2 separate regions of the Mus musculus genome follow, and region 2 is linked to region 1. Evidence: chromatin loops called from intact Hi-C (ENCODE). Cell type or tissue: left cerebral cortex. All regions are shown on one strand.

The links. Hi-C counts contacts between places; a loop is a spot of excess contacts. Peaks named below come from ENCODE experiments on the same cell type or tissue, not always from the same donor. Only the 100,000 strongest peaks of a DNase experiment are listed, where the experiment ranks them.
Region 2: a loop joins it to region 1, with 1.9 times the contacts of the local background. A loop is called at or near these places in 5 of 42 quality-filtered maps.

What each region holds. Positions count from the first base shown.
Region 1 is chr9:35,396,580-35,404,579 of GRCm38, reverse strand. No RefSeq gene overlaps it. Among named protein-coding and RNA genes, the nearest start is that of Cdon, 51 kb to the left of the region's middle. In left cerebral cortex, no CTCF peak of the experiment used is centred here; DNase peaks (open chromatin) are centred at 1,796 and 3,520.
Region 2 is chr9:35,327,965-35,335,964 of GRCm38, reverse strand. No RefSeq gene overlaps it. Among named protein-coding and RNA genes, the nearest start is that of Gm33974, 14 kb to the right of the region's middle. In left cerebral cortex, no CTCF peak of the experiment used is centred here; DNase peaks (open chromatin) are centred at 2,710 and 4,582.

The sequences.
Region 1 (8,000 bases):
GACCGTACCCACCACTTGGGCTATTATGAGAACGAGAATCCAAACTCGATGTAAGTGTTAGCTGTTTGGCCACTTCTGGCTTTTGAGGCTTTGTTTGTTTGTTTGTTTGTTTGTTTTTGTTTTTTCCCCTGTGTGTGCACAGGCATTGCTGTGGATTGTTCTCTGCTCAGGAAACACCAGGACAGTTTTGAGAAACACAGAATGTTAAAAGGTCGCCGGCTAAGAGACATCCTCACCATGACTGGGCATTCTCGCTGCTAAGTGTGTTTGTGTTGTCTGTGTGTGGGTACGTTCATGTGAGTCCAGATGCCTGGACTGGTCAGAGGCATTGGATCCCTGTCAACAGGAGTTACAGGTGGGTGTGAGTTGTCTGATACTGGTGCTGGGAATTGCCCCTCTGCAAGGGCTGCATGTGCACTTAGCTGCTGAGCCATCTCTCCAGCCTTCTAGCCTGTCTCTGTTCTGCTTCTTGGGCCCCTGTTTGTTCAGCCATTAAAGCACAATTACTATCTAAATGATCCTTTTTGAGCAAAGACGATTCCCTTAAAGCTGGTCCCAGAGGGTTTAGAACTTTAGTACTATAAGCCTGCTAGAAAAAGATACAGTGTCTTTATGTGTCTTTTAAAAAGTATTTATTGATTACTTGTGTATACTGGGGGTTTCGGGGGGTGCACCTGCTCTGGTTCATGTGTGGAGGGCAGAGGGCCAAGACATCATTGTGGTAGTCCAGTCTCCTTCTCTCCCGTGTTTCAATGATCAAACTCAGGTCACCAGTCTTGGTTGCAAGTGACTTTCCCCACTCCTCCCCCCCCCCCCCATCTTGATGGCCCTTTTAAATCCAACTCAGATTTAGTCAGCAATATGTAGGTAAAAATCTGTCAACTCAGCACTATCATCATTCTCAAACAGAGTATTTGTTGTGGAGACTGTGGCATGCTCTGTAGAGTTTGTTCAGCAGCATCGTCCGCCTCCAACCAGCACCCAGTTCTCCAGTTGTGACAAACGTCCTCTAAATGTTGCTCTTGGCATAAGGTTGTCAAATTCAGCAAATGAAAATGTAGTTCATCTGGTTGCCCTCCTCTTGGGGAAAATGTCACCCCAGGTTGAGAGCCCTCTTTTAAATGCCTCCTGTGGTGGTGTCCACTCACCCACACCATAGCAGTGTGAAGCAGTAATGAACAGCCCATTCTAAAGATGAGGAGACTGATTCGTGGAGAGGGACAACCGCTTGCAGTCACTCAGGTGGATGGCTGATTTCAGTGCCTTCTTCATGATCTATTATGTCAACTCAAAGGGTCTCATCCTCTTGCAGTATATTGTACGTCTGTGAACCTCTAAGCCACTTTTCCCATCTCATTTTGACCCTCCTATTCTGACGCTCTGGTAATTGTGCATTGGTTATATGAAGGGCTATGCTAAAACATTTTCCTCCAAATCCACCTCACACAGCTTTGGAAGTTGTCTCTTGGAGAGTCGGCAGAGTGGAGAGAAGGGAGAACGCAGAGGATGCGGGGGTCCCTGCTTCCCAAATCTCCACAGCCAAACCTGAAGAGACAAAAGGCAGCATGGTGCAGGGACATTATTTCCCCTGCTCTATCACCCAGCTCAATGGGGCATTCTGGATCCCTGCCCTCCAAAGCTCAGCAGCCTTATTAACAGACCTCAGCTGTGGCCCAAAGCCCTTACCTCACCCGAGAGGGCTCTATTTGCATGATAATGCCCTCTTTGGGGGAATTATTGCTTAATTAAAGAACAGCAATCACTTTAATTAGCATGTCTCCTTGCTCCCTGGTACTTTGCATGGATTCAAATGAGCTCCTCATTAGCCATTGGCACTTGTACAAATTTGGGGCCTCTGGCTGGGAAGGGAGGCTCCCAGGGCAGCGGCCTTAGCCAGGCCCTCAGTGGTGGGGAGGCACAGCATGGCCAAGAACACAAGCCCGGCTTTGTGAGGAGAGCAGGAGACAGGGTCCCAGCCAGTGCTTTTCGGGGCCCAGGAACCCCACATGCTGGGAAGGCCAGGCCCTGGAGGGGCAACTAGGCAAGGGTTGCTCTTGCCTCTGTCTGCACACTTATGCTGACCCTTTCCCTTCATCTTTATCCTTAATGTCCTTAGTACCCGACCCCATCCTCACCTTCACATCTTTCCTCTCAATCTGAATCTGGTTTTATCTCATCCCAGATTTTTAGAATTTGGGGAGCTAACTTTTCTGTTCCACGCAGCAGTGTAGGAACAACACACACACACACACACACACACACATACACACACACACACACACACACACACGTCCGCCACAACCACCACCACCACCAGGTTCCTGAGCCAAAGACAGCATCTCTCCTTGGTAGCTCCACTTTTTGAGATCTACAAAGGTATAAAAGAATGACTGTGCACAAATAAGGCCTGGGTGGATTTGCTGGACTGTGAACCACTGTGGCTCCTCACCAGAACTTATCCTCTCTAGTTGTTAAGAAAATATGCAAGCCATATTTTATGTTATGGAAGCCACTGGACAAGGGCTGTCTGTGCGCAGGCTGTGATGTCCACCCAATTATACTTTGGCTATTTCTCTTGGTGCTTCTGTCCACTCACTACAATGGCCCCTCCTCCAAGAGGAGTCTGGTTTCTTCCATCCACATAGACATTAGTGTACTTAATGTTCAGCCTCCTTCCTGTATTAATACACACACACACACACACACACACACACACACACAGAGAGAGAGAGAGAGAGAGAGAGAGTTTTCTATCTGTGTTCCTTCTATCACTCAAGATAAAAGCACGCAGCCGGGTGTGGTGGCGCACACCTTTAGTCCCAGCACTCGGGAGGCAGAGGCAGGAGGATTTCTGAGTTCGAGGCCAGCCTGGTCTACAGAGCGAGTTCAGGACAGCCAGGGCTACACAGAGAAACCCTGTCTCGAAACAAAACAAAACAAACAATAACAACAAAAAAAGATAAAAACACGCATGTAAAGCGGTAAGGTAAGCTAGACCGTAGATGCACAGTCAGGTCTGTCTTATACTATCCCTTTTTCATTTTCGCAAGCTTTCAAGAATTGCTTCATGGCTCTCTGGCCCCTGAGCGAGAAAAAGTACAGCCTCCCACTTCTGTCAGAATCTTTTTCTACTGCAGTCCTAGCAATCACAGAGCTATCTTCCTTGTCTCCGTGCTCCCAGACCGTACTTGCCAGGTGAGACTCTCCTATCTATAAAGTCCTCACTTTGGTCTGAATAAGGAACAGAAGGTAGCTGGGAACTTGAGAAAGAGGGATGGGGAGAAAGGAGGAGTAATTGAGATGGGGAGAATGGGACGCTCCTCATCCTGCAGAGAGAGTAACAACAAATCAGGTAAATCCACTTGCTGGCAGGATGCTGAGCCTGAAACCAGATGAAGCCCCAGCAGTTCAAAGGCAGAGTGACACCCAAACAAGAGAGCAGCTCTTAATCCCCATGGAAAGATGAGAGCCGTGCTCTCAGCTCCGGAGCGAGACCACTGCGCTTTGTTTAACCAGGATTGAAAACACAGCCCTATTGAGAGCTGGGACTTTGAGGCACGGACCCCGAGGGGCAGTTGCCAAGCTGAAGGCAACGAAAGCTGCCAGCGTTCACCTCTTTAGTGCTAGGCTTGGCAGTGATGAGGCAAAGGGCTGGGACTTTTAACTGACTAGGTCAAAAAGGTTTCCTTATTAGACACACCGCTCAGGGCTGGAGGTTGGGGCTTGAAAGGTTAAAACAGGCTCTTCCAGAAAAGATGCATCATCTGAAGCTCGTTTACCGTCTACTACCGAGGTCCTGGCTCACCACCTCCGTCCCAAACCTCCCCTGGCCCATTCTTCCCAGTTTAAAGAGAAAATGTGTCCACTTTGCCAGAGAGAATCTGGACAGATACGAACGAACGGCAAGCAGGTGGCTGGGGAATGAGCCTGCCCTAGGCTGGTTCTTGACCTGTAGGTTAGCGTCTGAGATAAGGCAAACAGGAAGGCTGCCCACAGCCTGTGGGCAGACAGCCTGCAAGTGAACTGTCCCTCTTTAGAACAGCCCTGTGCAGGCTGTAACTCCCTTGCTGCCAAGCGTTGAAGGTCCCAGGCCCTGAAGGTGTTTTTAGAGTAACACTTCTCCTGTGTCCTTTACAGAAGTGAGATTTAGGAGCTAGGAGAGTGTTGGGTAAGAAAGTCCCCTGTGTTCTCACTCGCATATCTCAGCTGCAGCAGCATCTTTTTCAAAACTTTTTCTTTTTCTCTTTCTCTTTCTTTTCCTTTTCTTTCTCTTTCTCTTTTTTCTTTTCTTTCTTTTTTTTTCTCACTGTATCTCCCTTATAAGACTTCATTGAAGAAGCAGTTAAACAGCACGGAAAGTTGAAAGGACGCTACACTATGAATGAAAAGGTGCTCGAGAAGGAAGTTTCCTGCATCTCCATTTCCATCCCTGGACCACTCAGACTTGGCATCCAGTCTAATTCACTCAGAGTGCCTATTGAGTGCCTCATTTGTATGCCCACTTACTCCACCGGGGCTTTGAAGCGGCTTGTGAAGAGATGTGTACAATAAGACAGGGTCAGTAGAAATAGACAAGTGACCAAACCAAAATAAACAGACATGAAGAGAAGTTGAGATCCGGGAAAAGAAGCACACACGGGCAAGGGAAAAATGCATTTATTCTGTTTTTAGACTCCAACTTGGCTTCTGGGCTTTTCAGAAGACAGATCTCTGGGGAGATGGGAAGAGAGGGAAAGTAGGAGGGGAGAGACACAGAGAGGGGAGGAGAGAGCAAGACTGGGCCTTGGGGAAAGAGAAAGCACCCCTGTATCTAATTCTTACCTAAATACAGAAAATAATATATGCCAACTCTGGGAGCTAGGCCATTTTTTTTCCATCAGTAAATTTTAGGAGAAAAGTTTCTCAATGAACTGAGAAACAGAAACGACTATGTCTTTGGAGGATCACCTATAGTGATAAGACTCTCATGACTCACTATGGGGTTGGGTGGAAAATTTGAAGACACTGGCGTGAAAAAGGAACTCAGTAAAAGGGTATTTTATGAGGGCACAAAGTAACAGGACTCAAAAGAGTAGCCTTGCATTGCTTGGGTTCAGCCATGTAGCATAGTTTGGGCTCCTCCCAAAGCAGGTGATGAGCAAAGTTGTCTGGGATTTGATTCCAGTAAAAGTGTAGAAGAGTTGACAATCAAGGCAGGAGGAGAAAACAAGCCTCCCACAGGCTACCAGTCAACCCAGGAAAGCAAGCTGGGGCATCTATATGCCACTTTCTGCCAGTCTTTGATGGAGGTCCACTTGAGGAAGCTTCAATCTCCTGATAGCTCCAGCTTACCATGTATGCAGGCAGTGTAGGCTCCAGCAGGAAAAACAGATGAAGGTACCTGCTGTCAGACTGGCAATTAACATCCTATGAAACAGTGCAAACCAACAAGAAGCAGTGAGACTAACAGTGTCAACTAAACAATTCCATTCTCGCTTTTGCCCAAAACTGCTGAAGTAGGACTATAGCTTCTCTGTGGAGTATTCCATAATCAGACCTGAGAGAACCCAGGGAGTGTTCTCCCTGTGCTGTATCAGGTCAGCAGCTACCCTGTCACATACACTGGGCCCTGATACATGCTTTAAACAGCTTGTCCCAACTCCTGTGTCGACTGCCTCTTCTTCCAGGCAGTGGCACACTTACAAAGTAAGAGCAAGACAGATCATCATTATGACCCATGCTTTATATGGTCCCCTCACAGTTCAGAGGGACATGGAAGTCTCAGAATTCTTCAGAGCATCCCACTGCATTCCCAACTAAAATGGAGAAAATGTTTCTCTCCACTTATGTACAGTCCCATATCTCTAAAGTGATGCTGTTTTTTATTTGTCCATTTTGAGGTAGGGTGTCTTAGTAAATAGCCCAATCTAACCTCAAATTCCTGGGCTCTAACAATCCCTCTATCTCAGCCTGAGTAGCTGGAGTATGACTGCATACCCATACCACACTATCAACTGATCAATATTTCATTTATTCTTCTTAAAATATATTTTCATTTATTCTTTGATAATTTAGTTGATCATGAGTTCAATGACCAACCTTTAATTTTTACATGAAGCTTCTTATCTTCCTTCTTTGGAGGGAACAAACACAAAGAATGTTCTGCACGGTATCCTTGCTTCTGTTCAACAAGCTAAATTCAGAAATACTCATTCCCACAGAGCTTTTTGACCACACTTGCGTCTATTTCCTAAAAGAAAGATAACTCCTTTGTACAAATTCAGGGCTTGCTCCAGTACTGTGCCAGACTTTTCCTGAAATGTCTCAAATTGCTGTGGTTGATATAACCTAGAATAGAACTGAGCATCCACCAAATTTTAACAATTTAAATTATTATTAAATTATAACAATTAAAAAATTGGTGAAATGGGTAAACCCCACATTCTTCAAATAACCTTTCACAATTGTTACTTTTGATAAATGCTAATGGGCAGATGTCTCAATATTACATTCCATTGAGAGATCCTGGGATACTGGGATTCTTTGATGAAAAAGGATAGATGTTTGGAAAGTAGATGAGCAGGCAGCATTTTTAATGACTTTTAGATGACTGACCAGAACTCTCAGCTGTGCAGAGACCATTGCACTTCAGCTTGGAGAAAGGTTAGAAGAATAGTTCAGAGAAAGAAAGAATTTTTGCAAAAAAAAAAAAAAAATTCTTAGTTAGGGTTTTACTGCTGTGGACAGACACCATGACCAAGACAACTCTTACAAAGGACAGCATTTAACTGGGGCTGGCTTACAGGTTCAGAGGTTCAGTCCGTTATCATCAAGGCAGGAACATAGCAGCATCCAGGCAGACCTGGTGCAGGAGGAGCTGAGAGTTCTACATCTTCATCTGAAGGCTGCTAGCAGAATTCTGGCTTCCAGACAGCTAGGATGAGGGACATAAAGCCCACACCCATAGTGACACACCTACTCCAGCAGGGCCACACCTTCTCATAGTGCCATCCCCTGGGTCAAGTATATACAAACCATAGCAGAAACTTATCTTTTTGTTTTCTAATTTCTAAAGGCAATAGTATCTAAATATACTTAACACTGTTCCATGTCATTAACGTTTGCTTTTTTAGTTTAAAGTAGCAGATAGTTTAGTAAATAGGGAGAGCATGAATGTATGAAAGCATAATTACAGGAATCAGAATGTTCTAAACTATGTATATCTATATTATTCCAAACATTCATCATGTCACTTTGTTCAGAAAATAACCCCTGGGAACATTGCATCTCCTGATGTTAATCAAATCACAGATTTTTGCTTGATCATCCGTTTAGACTGTTTTGGTACACACCTGTAATCCCATAACTCAAGAAGTGGAGAATGAGGAGGACCAAAAAAGTTCAAAGTTTTCTTCAGTATGAAGATAATTTGGGGGCCAGGTAATGGTGGCACACACCTTTAATCCCATTACTCGGGAGGCAGAGGCAGTGAGTTCAAGGTCATCCTGGTCTACTGAGTGAGTTCTGGAACAGCCAGGGTCATACAGGAAAAACCCTGTCTTGAAAAACCAAACCAAACCAAACCAAACCAAGAACAACAACAAAAAGAGAGATTTTGGCTTTGACAATGTGGGAAGTATTGGCTCTTCCTTTAACCAAAAGAAAATGTCTGGGACCTGATACTCACTTGAGAGCTGGACTTTGAACTACCTACTGTGCAGTTCCCCACAGTTGGCTACAACTATGGGATTTGATGACAAGCTAAGGAGCCTACCAACAGCTCAGATGATAAACCTAACCCACAAAGTCCAAGGTTGCTTTACTCTGGGCGAAGGATATGAGCCTTATGGTGGTCTTGAGCCTTGGTAGATCATTTATCTTTTCTTTCCTTTGGGAAAGGAGGGTAATACCGACCTTGGGGACTAGAGCTTCTGCATGGGTTTAAAAAGATGGTCCTGGTTTTTATTCATAGGGCCCAGCAAACAAAATGCTTGTTTTCATCACTGAGTGAGGAGACTTTT
Region 2 (8,000 bases), 69 kb after region 1:
TGTTTCATCTCAGGCCCACAAGGTTTGTGCTTCCAAGTGGAGCCAGAAAGAAAACCTTGGCCCGAGCTGCAGATTTCTTTGGAGAGGTGGGGGTCAGGGAGGCCCTCCAGGAGGTTGAAGCTCTTTTGTTGGAGATATTTGTGCATTTATGAGAAGCAAGGTCTCAGATCAGCGATACCCTGATTTCCTAATGCACATATCCTCAAGTCCTTAAAGAATCTACACCAATGTGCGAGCAGAGCTGTTTGCCCTGGCGCTTATCCAAAGGCCTCTCTTGCCCCCCCCCGCCCCGATCCCTAAGTTCCCGTGCCCCCCTTGGTTTTTCCTCACCTTGGCCTGAATGTCTGACCCTTACAAAATCAATGACACACAGCCTAAGGGTTTCATGAAGTAACCTGGAACTCATCTACACATGCTCTGTGCTCTCTATCCTCAGATAAACATTCTTCAGCCCAGTGCCAAGTCTTCATAGAGCAGTGTTGAACAGAGAGCAGAGGTAAGAAAAGGCAAGGACAGAAAAGAACAAGTGTTGAAGGTATGCTGGAGGGGACAGAGATGCCAAAGGGGCTGAGTAGAGGCTAGGCTGGAAGACAGGGTCTCTTTTGGTGGGTGGCGATGCGGAGCAGGAACGGTGGGAGCCCTCATCCTCCAGGGTTCTGTTCTGTGGCAAGCTCAGGGATTTCTGACAGCAAAGTAAACTGTGGTGTGCTGAGTTTACCCAGTTCCAATAAGCAGCATTTGGAGTGTTTAATGTTTCCTTACCACTGAATTGGTTGACAGGCCCTGATCTGCAGCCGGCCCCTGCCTGTCTTTTGGGAAAGTAGGGGATAGGGTAGTAGGTAGAGAGCTGCCAGGAAAGCAGGCATCACTGACCCCAGTTTGGACACAAGCTAGGAAGATCTGCTCTTGCAGGCCAGAACTTTGTGAAAAAGGAAGAGCCTGAAAGGCAGCCTGATGCCTTCACTCCACCCGTCCTGGCTGGGCCTGGGCACCTGTAGTAGCATTGACCCTGCGTGTAGCACAGCCCAGCACACAGACCCTTCCTTCTCCTTGTGTTCTGCATTGAACATTGCCTCCATAGAGTGTGTTTCTGTGGATTGATGCAGGGGACAGTCAGACCACAAAACAAATCAGGAAGACCCCAGAGCTCAGCACGAAATTAACAAAATAAACTCTGTCTGGCAGGCTGCTCAGTCCAATGTGCTGCTGGGTTTTGTGCTAAGTGGAGATGAATGGAATGAGATAGGAGGGAGGGTAACTGCTCTGCTTCTCTCCAGGAAGACCCCCCCCGGGAAAAGGCCGTTGCTTTTTGATGAAATAGACTCCGGAGCTGAGATGGAAAGGGCATCCAGTGAACACAGAGGAGAAAGGAGGAGGACCCAGGAGGAGCAGGTGATGTTCAGACAGCAAGGACAGAGAAAAGCGGCAGGCAGCAGCTTATGAGGAGAGGAAGGAGAAAGAGGAGGTGTTGAGAGTGCTTACTCCTCTTGCAGAGACCTGGGTTCACAGAACCCACATGGTGGCTCACAGAGACCTGTTACTCTAGTTTCAGGGACTCCAATGCTCTCTTCCGTCCTCCACGGACTTCTGCACACACATGGTGCACATAAACTCATAAAGGCAAACTCACATGTACATTAAAAACACAAAAATAGGAGTTATTCACTGCCCAGGATTATGGAGACCGGAGAGAATTTAAAGATGCTAGGGTAATGATGAGGGGCTTACAAGCCTCGAAGGTGACTCAGACTGCTAAGATTTTTGTTGATTTAACTCAAGCATATTGTCCTGGGTTTCATCTCTACTAGACAACTTAAAAATAACCAGGGATCAGGGCATGGTAGCTCAGCACTTAGGAGCTAAGGCAAGAGGATTGCTGTAAACTTAAGGCCCAGCCTGAGCTACAGAGTAAGATCTTCTAAATAAGAAAATAATAATAAAAATAGCCAAGGAAGTAACATAGGTTAGTAGCTTTTATAAGTTCCACGGAGCACCAGAGGTTGCTAGATGCCAGCAGGGTTCAGGGAGAGGCGAGGGAAGGGTGGGAGAGAGAAAGTTCACTGCATACGGAGCCCTTGTGCCCACCCCCACTTTAACCACAGCTGTTGTACTGTTGGCTGTCGTGTTTGAGAGTGCACCTGTGCAGCAGTTCCTTGAAGGAAAGACGTAACTACTGTATGCCTATAAAAGGATTGGTGGAAAACCACAAAGGTATGGTTTCTCCTGGGAGTCTCCACCAGCTGGGAGAACCACCCTCCTCAGAAGGGCTGTCGCAGAGAAAACATGGAACACGTTTGGGGCCCGGGTCCCAAGCCAAACATTCCAGCCTGTGGTCAGATTATTGGCTCTTGTGTTTGGCACACGCACACACACACACACACACACACACACACACACACACACACACACACAGCACGTGCAACAAGCATTTGCTGTTCTTCTGGTTCAGAAATGGGGAAAACTGCACAGACAGTATAGACCACTTTGCCTGGGGCTAGGCCCACAGCTGGCACCATGAGTCAGTAATAATACATGGAATAATAAATAACAAACACCAGCCACGGGCTCTGGGTCTTTCGAAACAGCACACAGCTACCCACATAGGGGAGCATTGATACATGAGCTAAAATTGCATCGGCTAACCCAGATTCGGTTAGTTATCTCTAAAAATAAAACCCCACCTTTACCACCCACCCTGGTATCCTTCCAGGGTCCTGGGGGAGCCGGACCTATTTTCAGCAGACAAGTAGAGCTGGCCTTCAAAAGATGAGACCATCAGCTTCGTCCTTAGCTGGAGAAAAAGACATGTAGCCCAGAGAGCACGTAGCCACTTCCCACACCTTGCAATCTCTTCAAGGTTCAGGGACTGTTGACACACGGAGCTTTGAACTCCAGCTTTATATCTTCAGCCGGTTCCCATCTGTTTATTCTCTACAGTTGTGGAGAAAGAGATTTTTCAGGAAAGCTGTAAAGGACTTTGAACTTGTTTAAAGGGGAAGCATTTAAAAAAAAGGGGGGGTGGGCAGAGATTGATCTGTGTTCCAAATGCAGAGCTGGCCAGGGAGGGAGCACACCCTCTGCTGGAGGTGTCCAAAGACAGGGTGTGTGTGTGTGTGTGTGTGTGAGAGAGAGAGAGAGAGAGAGAGAGAGAGAGAGAGCACATGCCATGCCACCATTGTAAAGGTCCAAGAAAAACTTTGCAGAGTTGAGTTTCTGTTTCTACCTTTACTTGAGCTCCAGTGATCAAACTTGGGTTGTCAGGCCTGCAAGCACCTTTATTCACCAAGTCATCTCACTTTTTTTACTTTTTAAACAAACAGCATTATCTTTTGAAAAGAAATTGTCCTCAGAATCTCAAAGGGAAGCAGCTGGCTGGGCTCTGCTGCTTCTCCAGGCCCCAGTCACCTGGCAAGTAGGTGGCTCCTCAGGGAAGCCATGGAGTAGTCATACCTTCAGGTCTCTGCATCCTGTCAGTATCAACGTGACTCCACTGATTGGCTGACCAATGTCTGCCCAGCGTGTAGCAGGGTGTCCTGACACCCTCCTACTTCTCATCCCCAGCACAGACCTGCCAAAGTTAGGACAAGAGAACAGGCTAGGTCCCTTCTGGGAAACCCAGGGGGATGGAGCCAGGCCTGACTGGGCCTCCAGGTTGGCCTGCCCTTGCCCCAGGGTTTAGTAAATGCCCTAGGAAATATTTGTGGAAGACGGGGCATATAACTACATCAACTCTAAGCCTCAGGATCTACAAGCACGCTCCTGTGCTGAATGGCCATGTTTAGCCCAGTGTTGGTGGGAACATGGTATCAGCACAGACCTACCCTCGGAGGATAGGGACGGTGCTATGAAGAGTTGGGGGGTGGGGTGGGAGGCATCTTGTGCCTTCCATCTCCCAAAGTCTTCCAGAGCAGAGAAACCCAAGGCTCCTCCTACTCTGCTTCTCTCTCTTGCCCTTACTCGCTCACTGAGCTGCAATCTAACCTAGAGAGACCCTTGGTGTCTTCCCTCCCTCTCACCTCAGTGCAAACACCAGAGAGAGAGAGAGAGAGAGAGAGAGAGAGAGAGAGAGAGAGAGAGAGAGAGAGAGAGAGCTTATAAAGAGAGTCCCTGCAGGAAATGGAGATGTCTTGAGTGACCCAGGGAGAGAGGACTCTTGTCAATTGTGGAAGTGGCCAGTGTCTACCTCACAATCCTTGAAAAAGATGATGGTGTCTACCCTAGGTCCTTGGGATCCTACTTCTCATCCCCCAGCACAGACCTGCCAAGTTTAGGACAAGAGAACAGGCTAGGTCCCCTCTCGGAAGCCCAGGGGGGTGGAGACGGGTCTGGCTGGGCCTCCAGGTTGGCCTGCCCTAGCCCCAGGGTTTAATAAACTCTGAGAGGGGTTTTCAAAGGCCACTTGATCTTCCCCATCAGGCAGCTCCTGTCTCCCTTTCAGAGCCGCAGGACTGGAAAGAAAAAACGCTCAATGAACAAGGAGGCAGAGAAAGCTGAGCTGCGGGGCACCTTCTATGAATTTCTGATGAGCACAAGGCCCTGACTCCTGGGTCCCAGCCCAGTGCAGTCAGGGATGTTAGTTTAAGTCATTTCGCACGGTTCACTGGCTCTCTGAGAGCAGCTTGTCTCCAGCCTGGGCCTCACTAACAAGCTCTTTTTACTCAGGGTTTCTCTGAGCAGAGACCTCAAACAATAGCAGCTTTCAAGGGGCTGGGCCCTCCTCTGGCAGCTTCCCTCCTAGCCCCAGCCTCCTTCCACCAGCTTGCTGGCCCACCTGATAGTCCAGAGCCAAGGCCTGACCTGCAGAAAGGCTCCCGCTTATCTCCCTTCCTTCGTTTTTTTTTTAACCTCTCTTCTTCCTGTCCTTCCATTCTCCCTCTCTCTTTCTTCCTCTTTTCTTCCCTCCTTTCTTTCTCCCTCCCACTCTCCTTCCTTCCTCCCTCTTTCCCACCTTCCCTTTCCTCCTTCTCTTTTTCCCCACTGTGCTCGTTCTTCCTGTGAATGTACAGAATGAGTGTCTGGGCTCTCCAGAACTGGTGGCTACTTTTGCACAACACTGTAACCCAGTGTGCATGATGCTCCTGAGATGTGCAGTGTAGTACCAGTCAAGAGCAGCTAAGCCTGGCACTTGAACCTACTAAATCCGTCAGCTCTCCTGAATTCTGAGCAGTTCCTCCCTCTCTTAACCAGAGTAGGGCTCTGGCTTCCTCCACAGAGGGCTCTCCAAGCCTGGAAAGATGGGTGAAGAAGAGGGAAGCTGGCCTGGAGCATTGACCATAGGGCCTCCTGACAAAGGCAATAACCTTTTGCTTCTTCGGTAAAGGTCTCTCTGTTTTCCACATCCTGACTGCTTGTTCTCCTCCATCTGCTCTCCCCAGCAGGGTAGCAAGGAGACAGTGTCTATTCTCCATCCTACCTCTGGTTTTCTCACCTGAGCCACTCTCACAGGTCCTCAGAAGAGATGCCAGAGCAAAGAGGCTAATTACCCAGTATGTGGCAGTTATTCCTGTATGTAGTCTACAACAATGGCCAAAAGCAAACAAGGTTTATACTGAGATAGGGCCAGTGCTTCTGCGCACTGAGAGTCCATCTTGAACATTTCCATCTTTTGACATGACTTGTGATCCAGGGAGCTTTGAGCTGCCGTTCCATGGCACCTGTCAGTAATTAAAGGTGCCTTGGCCAGCCACCAAGATCTCACTCCAGGGCCACGGGTTTTTCACCCTTCAGAGGCCAGGCTACCCTCTCTTGGACCTCTTAAGCATTCCAACTCAAATCCTCCTCCTGCCCACCCTGCCCCACCAGACCGTAAGCTAAAGCAGGATGTCTGGTGTAGCGCACAGCCTGATGGCTGAGAGTGGGTGTGGCAGTCACTCCAAGGGTACAGCACTAACTGGCCATCTGCCTGTGTGCTCAGTTCAAAGCTGATTCCGCTCCTTTCTGAGGCAGCTCACCCAGGAAGCTACTGGAACTTGTTCAGGCTCCTAGCAAGTACCTGAGATCGGCCCTGCCAACTTCAGGTTCACACAGTGAATTCTTTCATCTAGTCGGTTCTGCTAATCACTTCTCACTACCACCGATATACTCTAAGAGCTCAAGCCCCAAAGCCTGGCCAGGTGGAGAGGTGATATGTCACAGAGTTGAAGCCCTTTGTCACCCCTGAACACCTGTAAGGCAGGGCTTCTCCGTTTCTTTCTCCATCTCTTGCAGTCAGATATTTGCATAGTACCAACAGTGACATTAGCTCTCACAATAACTGATCATCCCTGCCACCAAATTTCAATGACCTGTTGTGACCAGCAGTATACCTAGTTATAGAACCACAGTGTGTCCCAGATGTTGACAAAACCCAGTCTCCATTTGGGAAGAGGTGTCAGACTAGGCTGGGAAAAAAGTCAGGACCCGATTTAAAGCTAATTATTCTGTACATCAAACCAGACTTGTGTTCAGTTCCTTACTTGAAGCCTCTGACTCCCCCACCACAAAGAAACAATGTAGTTTTCCTGGGCAGTGGCGAAAGTGAGAGTCAAGGCACAGTTTAAGATGTTGCTGGCTTGACAATATGGAGGCAGAGGTGACACGGGCATGGTCAGAGTTTGAGCTGCCTAGTGTCACAGGTCATCCACGGACCACATCAAGACCTTCCAAGGAAGAGCTGCTGCTGAACAGGGACAGCACCCCTGCCTCCCTCCCAGGCTTTTGGGGGATTTGTTTTCCACCCAGCAACACCCCACTGCTGGTACTAAGTAGATGCTCCATCATTCACTGCCTTCCTCACCAAGGAGTGAGGGTAGCAGGGCTGGTCAGGGAAGCAGAGGGAAAGAACAGGATGTGAGTAGAGGGCCTCTCCTCTTCCTCACCCCCTGCAGGCCTGGGCAACTCAGGGGAAAAGAGGAGGAAGAGAAGGAAGAAGCCACATCTGGTCTGAGTGAGGCTCCCAGCAGGAGTACAGGGTCTCGGTCTGGCCCTGTTGCTGGGGGAGGGAAGCAGAGGGTACTAGCACAGGCCACGGCTGGCCCAAGAAAAGCAGAGGGGAAAGTGGTCGGGGTTCGGAAAAAGCAAATAAACAGAGTGGCTAAGGCGATAATAATAAAGAGAAAGAGCCATTAAAGTGAAGAATGGAGATTGTGTCATCCCCAAAACAAACAGAAAACAAACGGCCAGTAGATTGCTGTACAGATGTTTTACAGAGTGAAGACAGAGTAAAGATGTGTGGAAGATGCCAGAGTCGGCCAAGACGCCACCAGCAGCAGCTGGAGAGCAGGTGGACAAGGACCTCAGCCAGAAAGCCCTTCCTTGTCACAGGAAGCCAGCCGCAGAGACCATTACAGCCTCACGCAAGCAGGACTTAACTGCTGTGGGGGGCACCTGTACAAATGGAGTCATGGAAAGAGAGGAGGTGCTCTCCCTGCATAAAGCTGGGCCTCTGTGTTTGTGCAGACTGACACTTACAAGAGGGACCAGGAGCGTTCCAGAGCTGGATGAAGTTCTTCAAGGCCATACATAACTCATCACTGTCTCTTCGCTGGTTGGTTAATGGCTCTTTTTTTTTTTTTTTTTTTTTTTTTAAAGATTTATTTATTTATTATATGTAAGTACACTGTAGCTGTCTTCAGACACACCAGAAGAGGGCATCAGATCTCTGTTACAGGTGGTTGTGAGCCACCATGTGGTTGCTGGGATTTGAACTTTGGACCTTTGGAAGAGCAGTCGGGTGCTCTTACCCCCTGAGCCATCTCACCAGCCCCTGGTTAATGGCTCTTGACTGTGTCCATTTCAGTGATTCTCCAGGGACTCAGTCCTCTTTCTTGACATCACAGTTTCCGGTCTGATCATGTTCTCTACCAGCATGAGAGGCAGGAAAGCTCAATGCCTAGGGTCTCATCTACAGATAGTTTGTGTGTCAGATACTGCGATATACTACTTTGGGGTTACAAAGATGAGCAAGATACCTTTCTTACCCCACATAATAAGAACCTAAAGCTCTACTCTGCAGTGTCTTC